Linked DNA regions of Homo sapiens: region 2 is linked to region 1. A link is a contact called in ENCODE Hi-C or POLR2A ChIA-PET data. All regions are on one chromosome and are shown on one strand. The core of a region is the stretch at or near the end of the contact, and the rest is flanking DNA. Distances in the headings are between cores, read along the strand shown. Region 1 holds the start of ANKRD12 (ankyrin repeat domain 12). Region 2 overlaps MTCL1 (microtubule crosslinking factor 1).

Region 1 (5,599 bases), core at 1,071-3,570:
ACATCATTATATAATCTAGTTAACAGTTACTCTAGTGTCACCCATTTTCAATTTCCAGATCGCTTTTATCAAGATCAGGTTACTGTGAAGTAAAAATTTGGTTAAATTACAAATGTTTTGCTTTCCCATCTTTAGCCACAGCCAAGTTTTAAGTTAACATGATCTTTCTATAAACTTTGTCAGTGCTCCCTTTAAACATTATTTAAAACACATAATTGTTACTGTATTTCCAACTGGTAAGACCTCAAGCACACTGTAGGTTTAAGGAGGATATGGTAGTTGTCTCTAGAAGCCTTTTTTTTTTTTTTTTTTTTTTTGAGACGGAGTCTCGCTGTCTCCCAAGCTGGAGTGCAGTGGTGGGATCTCGGCTCACTGCAAGCATTACAGGCGTGAGCCACCACGCCCGGCTTAAGCATTACCATTTTTAAAAAAGAAAGGTCCAAAACACTTGACATTATCCTTAGCTATTCTGACACTGCAAGTATACAAAAAATAATTGGGTGAAGGGATTGGAAGTATGATTATGTACTCTGCAGTGGTATGGATATTACAACTTAGAAAAAAGGATAAACCCTTTTGTGTATTTAAGAAATTAGCTGTAGTACATTAGTTTTGCATTAGCCAGCTTTAATGCATGAATAATTTATATTAATCTAATCCTCGATTTCTCAAAGTCACCTGTACTTGAAACAGACTATTCACTAGTAATTATGCTTTTTTTTTTTGAGACAGGCTGTGTCCCCAGGCTGGAGTGCAGTGGTGTGATCTTGGTTCACTGCAATACCCTGGCCTCAGCCTCCTGAGCAGCTGGGAGCACAGGCAGGCGCCACCAGCCTGGTTAATTTTCATATATTTTTTTAGAGACAGGGTCTTACTATGTTGCCTGGCTGGTCTCAAACTCCTGGGCTCAAGCCATCTGCCCGCCTGAGCCTCCCAAATTGCTGGGATTACAGGCGTGAGCCACTGCGCTCGGCTATAACGATTATTTTTAAGTATGTCTTTAAGATTTTTTTTTTAATTGAGAGAAGGTAAACAACAGTTAATTTTCCAAGTGGCACAAAAAAGTAACAATGAAAATGTCCTACCCTGGAGCTCTCCTGACTTTCTCATAGGCGACTGTTTTTTTCTTTGTATTTCACATCATAAATAACCAAGTTAAATGTAACACTATTCCACCTCTAGCCATAAGGTGCTCTTTTTCTAGTCTTGTTGACCCTAAAGATTTGTAGGTGGGAGAAATCAGGAACCCAGGAAAGGAAAAACTCCTGATCTTTAATGCAGGTTTATGCTTTACATAGTAATTTGATGGGACCTCGCCGTCCCTGTCAGGTCTGAATGTCACTTCATCTGCTGTGATCACACCTGAACCCTCAGTTCATCAAGACGTTAAAGGACAGTGTAACATAAACTTGTAACTGCATGCACTAAGTCATAAACAGACGCTGTTGTTGCAGATTAACCTCTACGTAAATAACGCGCCCAGAAGGGAGTGAGTACACGCTGCTGCCACGCTGCGACGGTCAATTTTCCTCCGGCACCCTTCCTAGTACCTGAGCAGCTCCCTCTCAAATCCCCAACACTACGTGTGGGAGGGTGCACTGAATTCCTCTTTAAAAAGGCCACTGGAAGGCGTGGCTGGGAGGGGACGCGCTCTAGACCCCCTGGTGCCAGGGCAGGTGCACGCTACCGCGCTTTCGGGGCGGGGCCCAGGGCCCCACCTGAGGCGGGGGGCCGCGGGCTCTGGGCGTAGGTGCAGCTTCTCCGGCCTGGTGCGGGGCCAGACGGCCGCCGCCGGCTTAGCGGGGGAACTTCGCCTAGTCCTCGGGCTGCGGTCGCAGCGTCATTTTGCCTGAGTTGGATCACGCTCGTCCACCCACCCCGTGTAAAAATAACAGGTGAATACCCTATGTGGGGGTCCTCATCGCCGCCATTTCCAGAAGCTTCCAGTCACAGCCACTGCCACGGTCGCCACAAATGCTACTGCAGAGCCCGCTTGCCCAGCAGCGTCACCGGCGCCTGCCCTGCCTCTTCGCCCAGCCTTTGATTCCCCCTCCTTTGTCGGATAGTGTCTGCGGCGGGGAGGCGGTGACACTAGTCCGAGTGGGGCGTGGAGACCGACCAGCACGAAGGGCGGAGTTCCGGCCCGCACCCCTCCGCCGCCTGCCGCTTGGTACGTCCCGCTTCCCCGCCCTGCGGCTCGCGGAGCCTGGCTGAGCAGCAGGAGGGGCGGGCGCCGGGGGGCGGGGCGGTCACGCCGCCCGTCCCGTGCCCGCGGTAGTCACGTGTCCGCGGGTGTCACGTGCTCGCGTCGCAGCCAATCGCGGGGCGACGCTGTCCTGGGAGCGAGGAGGCTGTGGTGAGAGACGGACCGAGACCGGAGATGTTTTCAAGCCCGGCTCCGGCGGCTTTACAGGCGGCTGCAGCGGCGACGAAGACAACGACAGCGACGGCTACGCCGAAGCACTCGTTCCGGGGGTGAAGCCTCCTGCGCCGGCCTTGCCTCGGGTCCGTACGGGTGAGGGGGGCGTGGCGACAGGAAAGGAGGAAGGAGGGGCGCGGTTTCGAGCTTGTCCCCGGCGCCAGGGAGGAGATCCCCTCAGTTCTGCGCTGCTCCCGTTCCCCCTCCCCAGAGCAAGGTAGGGGACGCGCCCTGCCCGCCCCCCCCGGTCCCGACGCGCCGCCCGCCCAGCCTGGCCCGAGCCGTAGCTCGCCTGACAGTGACAGGCCGTTAGTGCCCCCCGGCGCGGGTCCGCCGGGGCCCCGCCCGCCGCCGCCCCTCCCGGCGTCGCGAGGAGCCGCGGCGCAGGTGGGAGCCGCCAACTGGGCGGGGGCGCTGCGCGGGGCGGGGCGGGGGCCGGGCGGAGGGCCGCGAGCTGGCCTCGTCGCGGGCGCCCCTCACCGCGGCTGGCGGGGCTGGGCTGCCGCCGCCTCCCGGAACATGGCGGGGCCGGAGGAGCGTGTGCGTGCGAGTGTGAGTGTGCGCGGCCGAGAGGGCGCCGCTGGCGTGCGGCGGTCGGACCCGCGGGGGCGGGGGCGCGCCCGGCCCGCCGCGCGTTCCCGCCGCCAGCCGCCGAGCGTGCGCCGACGCCGGGGAGTCTGCCGCGGCCGCTCGGGCCGGGAGCGTCGGAGGTACCCGGGTCCTGGGAGAGGTGGATGAAATCAAGAAGGGGAAATTGCTGCTTTAGTAGTGTCCGGGGAAAGAGCAGCCACTCTACAGTTCTGTCTTAAATGCCAGTGTAAAATAACCTTGCCGCATTGGACAGGCAGTTCCCGTCATCGTTTTTCAAGTACCCACTTGTGATGCTTCAAGACCCCTGGAGCACGTCAGGTTCTTAGATCTCGTTTTGAGGAGTGATGTGGAGTGACGCATCCTTACAGATCCCAAAGCGTTGAATAAACGGTTGTACAAAGAGGTATGCGAAGCTTAGCTGACAGCTGTTTTAGTAATAACAGTAAGACGCTGTCTGGGATAGGAAGTTACTGTTGCACTCGTTGAAACCTTAGGAAACATTTAAAGCAGTGTAGTCACCGGGATTGTAATTTCCACTGGACACCCGTGGTTAAACTGCGAACTAAGGTGAAGTGTGTTGCAGATCCAGTGCTGTGTATGTAATGGTTCGGAATTACCTCTAATCCTAAAGTTGAAATGAGCCTGCATCTGCAGTCATGTATTTCGTTTTCATTTTAGAATGGTTTATGTAAATTATAAAGAAAGGCTAGTGAAATAGCTATTTTATCGTAAATTAACTGTGTATTAAAAACATATGCACAGCCGGGCGCGGTGGCTCATGCCTATAATCCCAGCACTTTGGGAGGCCGACGTGGGTAGATCACCTGAGGTCAGGAGTTCGAGACCAGCCTGACCAATATAGTGAAACCCCCGTCTCTACTAAATATACAAAATTAGCCAGGCGTGGTGGCGCATGTCTGTAATCCCAGCTACTTGGGAAGCCGAGGCAGGGGAATCGCTTGAACCCGGGCGGCAGAGGTTGCAGTGAGCCGAGATCGTGCCACTGCACTCCAGCCTGGGCCACAAGAGCGAAACTCCGTCGCAAAAACATACCAAAACAAACAAACAAACAAACAAAAAAACATATGCTCAAGTAGGCCGTTAAAAATCTTGGGCACTGATCTGAGTTTCTTTAATCGTTATACAAAGCCTTTCCTGGAGATTAGCTCAGAACTGGCAGAACATATGCTCTATTGGTGCCAAGTGGCTTAAAAGCAAAATGAGGATAGTGTCCACCGTGTAAGATGAAGTCGTTATATTAACAGTCTTGTTGAGAAAAATCTTTAATTTGGGTTAAAAGCAGGAGCCTTTAAAAATTTGAAATGTTTACCCCTGGAGATTATAGACAAGGGGAGAAAAGTTTTACTACTTAAGGATCTTTTATATTTGATACAGGCACTGAATAAATTTCTGAAGCTCTACAGGCATCTTGGCTAAGGTCAAGTTTAACTCGTTATGTGTTTTAGAGACAGATGAGGTGTTAAAATGGAAGGAAAATGAGTGTTAAGTGTACTTATGTAGGATACTTTTAATGTTCTTAATCTTGTATAGTTTTCATAATCTCATAATTTTCATAGTAGTTGGTAAGAATTAGTTATCGGAATAGTTTTATGAACTACGCAGAACTGGGAAAGTGGAAATCTCTGGGTGTGTATTCCATGAAGAATATTTGAGGAGGAGTGAAGAGAACAAAAATATTCAGACGAGGAAAGAATTTAGCTGAAAATACATTGTGCAGACTTACACTGGTTTGTTAATACCCAAGGGGGAAAAAAGCCTGAATTTTATTTGCAGACTAGTGTCCAGCTGGTAGAATGAGTTTAAAAGGAAGATGCTTTTATCAAGCTGTCGATATTACTTTTTCCCCTATAGAAGTTGAAAACCATGACTGATACTCTTTTGAAGTAGATTGGAGAAATGGTAGGATATTTGGAAAACACTTCGTTGGAGAAGAGATTTTTATTCTTAAAAAAAAATAAGTGATTTTTAAAATATCATTTTGATTTCTTGCTATTAGCTGACACGTAAACTTTTCTTTAAACCATTCTTACGTTTTAGGAGCATTATTTCAGTCCAAAAAGAGGATGGTTAATGCAATCATTTCCATCATAGTTCATAAGAGGTTTCTACTGCTCTCTGTATATAGACTTAGTTATGTTAAAGTAACGTGTATCAGATGGGCGTGAAGAATTTGTCTAATAATTGCTGTAGGTTGCTTAAGAGCTATTGACACTGCTTTCTGACTTGGAATTTGTTGCTAAAAACATGTATTTGTAAGATGCCTGTGCCTTGTAAAGGGTGCAGTGTTGAGATTTATCCTTGGGACAGGAAGGGACCTCTGATTTTCTTTATTCATTTCCTTTATTTTTACACATGAGAAAATAAGGTGAAAAGACTTAAAGCTAGTCTGCAGCTAGTTAAAAACTAGTCTGTGGTTTGGCCGAGAGGTTTCTTTCTGTGAAGATGCTAATTTGCCTCTTTCTTTAGAAGTTTTACGGAGTTGTGGAAAGAACATTGAAATATAAGTGAGAAGGCCTGGGTTTAAATTCTTGATTTATCACTTCCTCACTTCCTAACAGTGGTTTTTGA
Region 2 (5,599 bases), core at 1,179-3,678, 340 kb before region 1:
ACAGGTGGGTACCTCGACCCGAGCCTGTCGCCCTGCCCACACCAGGGAGAGGAGGCTCCTAAGCTGCATTTGGGTCGTTTTGTTTCCAGTGTTGGCATTCAGGTAGCAGAAAATTCCACCGCCTGACTGCGGTCACCTGTTGTCATTTGTGATGCTGGGTTTTTCCTAGAAATCACCTCATCAAACCTTTTCCATCTTAATGTCAGCCCACTCTTTCATTTGAGTTGCCATATAAATAAGGACTGTAGTAAGGGCAGATCAATGCTGCGTGTCGCTGCTGGGGCCAGTGAATTGACCTCAGAGGGTCTGCCATTGGCAACATCATTCGTTTGGCAGCATAACGTACAAGGAGCAAAGGACACGTTTTAAAAAAAATCCCCCAACATGGACAAAATATTTCAAGTTCTCTTTGGCCCACTTGAAACATAATGCTCCCAAATAAAAGTATTTGATGACACTTTGAAAAAAATTAATGTATAAAGAGAGGTGAGACTTCAGTGTTATTAAGTAGCTGTTATTGTTGCCAGAGACCACAGAAATAGACTCTACTTAATAAAGCAAAAGATGCTACTAATAACATCCAAACTGCTTGCATTTTTATACCAAAATGGCAGTGACGGAGGATTTGGAGTAAGGAGCTCCAGAGCAGGACCCTGTGTTAACGCTGTCTCGCTCTCAGGCTTCTGAGTCCCCTCTAACCCAACTTTATTATGTATTAATAATAATAAAGCTGCTCAGGGGGCTCCTGGAGTACAGCTGGATGCCCCTGCCCTAGGAAGCCTGCGTTCAGGGCTGAGGGCGCAGGGGCAGGTGGCCACGGGGATGCGGCAGTCATATGGGCGCGGCTCTAGCCTCTCAGCCACAGACACTCTGGGGCACTCCCTCTGCACTGGACGCCACAACTGCTGCTCCTCCCTGGCCCAGGCTCCCGAAGCCCAGAGCCTCTGGGAGCTCTAATGGGAGCACGCTGTCGCCAGAGCCCTGGCTCAGATCCAGATGAGGACAGGCGGCAACCTTCTGAGTGCAGGCTGAGGGGAATTTGGGTTCCCCCTGCTCCCTCTCTGTACAATCAGATTTTCACACCTAAACAGCTGTTTCCTATGTACACCTGTCCCCACTTCATTCTCCCTGAATAACATGACTCAAGGAGGAGATGATACTTGCAAAGGAACTTTTATTCACAGCCATCAGAAAGTATGCCATTATGCCAGTGTCCATGGGGAGAATTTAGGTCATGGAATGAGTTTTCCAGCAATAATCTAGTTAGAAATGAAAATGCTACTTTGCAAATAATGCTTTACAATCTACTAATTTTACTTTTTGAAAAGAAATGTTGTCATTCAATCCCATAAAGCATCTGTGCTTACCTCCCATAATATTGCCACTGATGGCCACTGTTCCCACCTCGCCACAAACCTGCTGCGTCTAAGAAAACGTGTTTCCCACGCATTCACGCAGATGCTCTGGACAAGGAGAAAACCTCGCACATCTGGTTTTCTAAACAACAGTCATAGAAAATGTTACTGTCAGGGTGGAAAATAACGTGAAGTCACTCAGCTGGAACCTTACATTCAGCATATTTTATTGTCATTTCCCTTTGCCTCCTGCTTCTTCCAACACTAGTTTTTAGCGATTACCCACGAAAGTGGAGATGGACCCGTGAGCTTCCACTGCGGGCCATGTGTGATAGAAGCACGTGGCGGGGTGGGGTCCAGACACTCAGACCCAGGTCTGCCAAGTGGGCCAGTGTTCACAGTAGTGAGTAAGGAGCTCACTAACGCATGCACAACCCTCTGTCTGTCCAAGGACGGAAGATGGACGAGCTCTACTGTAACGACAGCTGGTTCTCTGGGAGGGAACATTCCCGGTTAGAGGATTTGCCTCTCTGTGACTGGCATGAGTATTAGCCAGGCAGCTGGGATGCAAGAGCCAGGGTACGTGTCTCACAGAGCTGCACAGAGCCGGGCCGTTCCCGAAACGCCGAGCACCTCGCAAGGCGATTAGTAGCATGGGAAACCTAGCCAAGCCGTTTTCCCAAGGACAAGTTCTCAGTCACAGTATTCCTCAGGCCTTGGTCTTTGCTTTGTGACATATGGAACGTTCTCACAATTGAACTCAAGTAGATGGCAACATTTATCACGTCCACAGAGGTTTAAAAAAAACTGCATATACCGATCAACCTTGGGATGGCTCATAACAAATCATCAGGTTGGCAAACATTTGGCTCCGCAGACATTCCCTGTTTCCCTGTCTTCAGCCACGTGAGCTCGCAGTCATGACCTGGGCGCTTTAGAGCCACAGTGAATGCTTTCAGTTTCCCCAGCCATCCTGAAGAGCAGAGGCTGCGCACACGCAAGAGGGAATCTTACAGTTTTCCTTGAGCTCCAAGACTCACGCCACTGCGTTAAGCATTTGAGGCCAGCATTCCTAAGGCTGTTTATGCATTTCATGCTGATTAGTAATTCCTGGAATCCAGCTACTTCACACAAGGTGATTAATGGTGTGGGAATGATGGCCCTGGGGTGCCAACAGCTTGTTTTCCCTACTTGGATTAACTGATTTGAAAAGAAGTTACTTTTTCATTCAGGGATGTGACCTAATTATCATTTAGTAAAACAACTAAGTAAAAAAAAAAAAAAGTGTGAAGAACTTAATATAAAATTCATAGCAAGAGCTGAAGGAATTGTGTTTCATATTTAAGTCTTCACCTGCTACAGGCCACTGAAGAGCCTCATCCAGTCCAGCCTCAGGACTGAGTAGACTCCACTTCCCTGGACCTCTGCTCCTTGTCGGGGCTTCTGTGCTGCGTTAGGGCCTTCGGGGGCTGCCTGAGAAGTCAGCCTTTCTCCTGCAGACAGAGAGCCCTTGGCTCCCTGGGCTTCCGGGGCTGTGGCTCTCCCAGGCCCCAGCAGTCTTCCTTTCTGGCCATGCAGGCTGCCCACCTTTGCTTGCCCAAGATGAAAAACTTCCAGAAAGAGCACCCTTGCCAGAGGAGGCCTCACATCAGAACTGTGATCTGCCTGACTTTTTTTTTTTTTTTAATTAGAAAGTTATCTTGAGCCTAGATGGTATTTACATTTCAATTTTGTACGTCATACCGTGATTCATTCTTCAGTTTATCCTGCAACTGGGAGGCCTCCCCTATAAGGCGTGCTACTCTTTCTGTAAGAGGAACCAGACCAGAGCTTAGGATCTGAAGCGTTTTATCTTTGCCGTGTACTTGTGGTGGCAGTTGTTCTGTCACTCTTTAAGTAGCCCCTGCGTGAGGTAAAAATTCACATGTGCAGATGGGTGCTTGATGAAAGGACTCTCCTTGCCCCATCCTACCTCCCAGAGTTAACCATGGCCTGCAGTTTGCCACAGGCCTTCCAAAGTGCGTAACTAAGCCTGGGACCTCACAAATAAGTCTCTTCCCTAATGGCCACCTGATTTTCATCAGACTTGCCCTGGTTTCCTAAGCCTTTGGGCTGATAACTGTGTTTACAGCTTGTTAAATATGTGCCTCATTTATTCTTTCCCGGATCCACATTCATTCTTGGGAAGCTCTCAGTGGCATTTGTGGAGACCACAGCCCAGAGCCCTCCTGGACAGGATCACCGGGCAGACTCTTGGCCAGAGGGCAGAGGACTTCTGTGTGTAAATGACTCTAATTCCCATGATATTAATAGATTATATTTTCAGGGTCTGTCTTGAGTGGCCCATTCTCTGTAGGGGATAATGGTTTTTAGAAAAGAACTTTTCTGGATGTAACAATGAAGGTTACATTGAGGAGAACGACAAATGGCTCATTTATAAAAATGCTGCTGGCTGTGTGAATGTATCAATTCTAGCTAATCTCACAGTAAAGAATTTGTCCAGGGACTCCTGCTGGTGGAGGAGTTGCCTGTGTTGAATGCTAAGTGAGGTCTCAAAAAGGAGCTGTGCGTGCCTTGTGGGGGTCTGGGCAGCTACCACATCATTCTGGAATTCTCCTGCCTCTGTCAAGGAGCCTGAATAAACGTGGATGCTATCACCTCTATTTTGTGACTGGCGTTTTGTGGGTTAACCCATAGCAGCAGGTCAATATGTCTGTTCCAGCTTTAGATTAATCCTATCTCCAAAGTTAGTGGCTGTGATGCAAGCAAAGTAGTCGGTGGTGGTTTAGCTCTTTTGTGGAGCTGTGATTTCACCTGCTGAAATCTTAGAAATCTTAGGCAAGAACAATTTTGAAAATTAGCCAGCATTGCATCACAGATACCTTGATACGTTACCTTATCTACAAACTTCCATTTCACTTTCTATTAGTAATACTTATAAATAGACTTGGATATTAGACTTGGATAGACAGACTTGGATAGCAGTCTGATGGACCAAAGACCAATTCTGAACCTGTTAAAAAGTTTGACATATTATAGCACATTGTAAGTCTCACTCAAGAGAGCTGAGCTAGGTGAGGCTGTAATGCCCTTAGGTGGAGGAGAGGGAAATAAGTGGAAGCTTTTTATCCTGCTGCTTTGCTAGAAAATCAGCCAGCTGATCTCTGAATGAAAAGCCAGATTTTTGAGTTGAAACTGACCTACACTCACCAGATGTACAAGCTAAAAGGTTGCACGGCTAGACCCCGGCACAAGAGGTTCAGAAAGCCTGTTGTCCAAGAAGACTTGCATCATAAAGACATCTCAATGGAACCGAGTCTTAATTTGATTCTTGACTTGATTTGGGTCATCTTTTTACCCAAAAGGTAACCCAGCAAGGGGTACCACCAGGGGAAGAAAATAAGAGCAGTTAACTTTTAGGTATTCTCTCAGGATGACTCACTATCATTAATTTCCCTTGATAGGGGAAATTGAATTAGCTTCATGGGGATTAGATGGCTTCTGCAAGGTAAAGTTTAAAAAAAAAAAAAAGAAGAAGAAAAAGAAAAAGGCTTGGCAGGGTATAATGTCAGAATTCGAATATTCCTGGCTCGGTTTGTTGGCTTTGGAACGCGACAACCTGGACTGCAGTCCAGGATCTCACTTCCTTGACAGTGGGACCTTGGCCCTCAGCCACTCCAAGCCATAGTTCCTCCTCTGTAAAATGGGGAACATAGTATATGCACTCAAAATTGATGTGACATATATATAAGGTCATGTTGGCAAATAATTTAGTACATCCCCTGGCCATAGGAAGCACCTATAATATTAGTAGTTATCATTACTATTTTTTTGCCTGTGTGCGAAAGTCATTAGGAAAATCATGCCTATCTACGGCCCATTCTGGGTCTTCAGAAATGTTGACACAGACATCCACTTTTGCCGTTGTGTGCTAATGGCAGGAGCTTGCCTGGCTTCCTGCTGTGCCACATGCTGCTCTTGAGGAATGATGATAACAGGTACCAATAGCATTGAGCTGGGCTCTCTTGCTCCCTTTGGCCACCTTCACCCCAAAGCAATTCTGGAGCTCATTCCGCAATGATTAATATTATCCTGGTTGAATAGAGCACTGTTTTGATTACTCTGATGCAAATATGCATAAATCATTAAGGCTTAAATTTTATTGAATTCAGTATCTGTTAAAGCCAAAAAGTACTTGCTTCCAGAGAAACCAAGTTTCCAATCTGCAAGAGGACTGTACAGTT

Evidence for each region. A loop is a pair of places that touch in the nucleus more often than their neighbours do. ChIA-PET counts read pairs that join two places held with the same protein, here RNA polymerase II (POLR2A). Pooled maps may share reads with other maps.
Region 2: a map of IMR-90 shows a loop between it and region 1 (9-fold over the local background). The contact joins the enhancer-like site here to the promoter of ANKRD12 in region 1. A Hi-C loop is called at or near these places in 2 of 168 maps with a recorded cell type or tissue (IMR-90 and chondrocyte), 1 of 37 single-sample maps with no recorded cell type and 3 of 50 pooled maps. POLR2A ChIA-PET finds 5 or more read pairs at or near these places in 1 of 52 experiments (AG04450).

The regions. Positions count from the first base shown.
Region 1 is chr18:9,134,461-9,140,059 of GRCh38, forward strand. It overlaps ANKRD12 (ankyrin repeat domain 12), which reads left to right and starts at 2,321. Exons shown (of 13, transcript NM_015208.5): 1 at 2,321-2,505. NDUFV2-AS1 (NDUFV2 antisense RNA 1) reads right to left here and starts at 2,260. Exons shown (of 3, transcript NR_110772.1): 1 at 1,904-2,260. RefSeq lists silencers at 1,423-1,596, 1,599-1,688, 2,039-2,388, 2,599-2,998, 3,039-3,088 and enhancers at 1,879-1,928, 2,419-2,468.
Region 2 is chr18:8,798,288-8,803,886 of GRCh38, forward strand. MTCL1 (microtubule crosslinking factor 1) reads left to right here. Exons shown (of 15, transcript NM_001395333.1): 9 at 1-4. Among named protein-coding and RNA genes, the nearest start is that of GACAT2, 93 kb to the left of the region's middle. RefSeq lists an enhancer at 1,891-3,090. Within about 2 kb of position 2,429, at least 15 of the 41 ENCODE cell types and tissues checked have a DNase peak (open chromatin) inside an H3K27ac peak, as active enhancers do; they include IMR-90, where a contact is called at or near this core.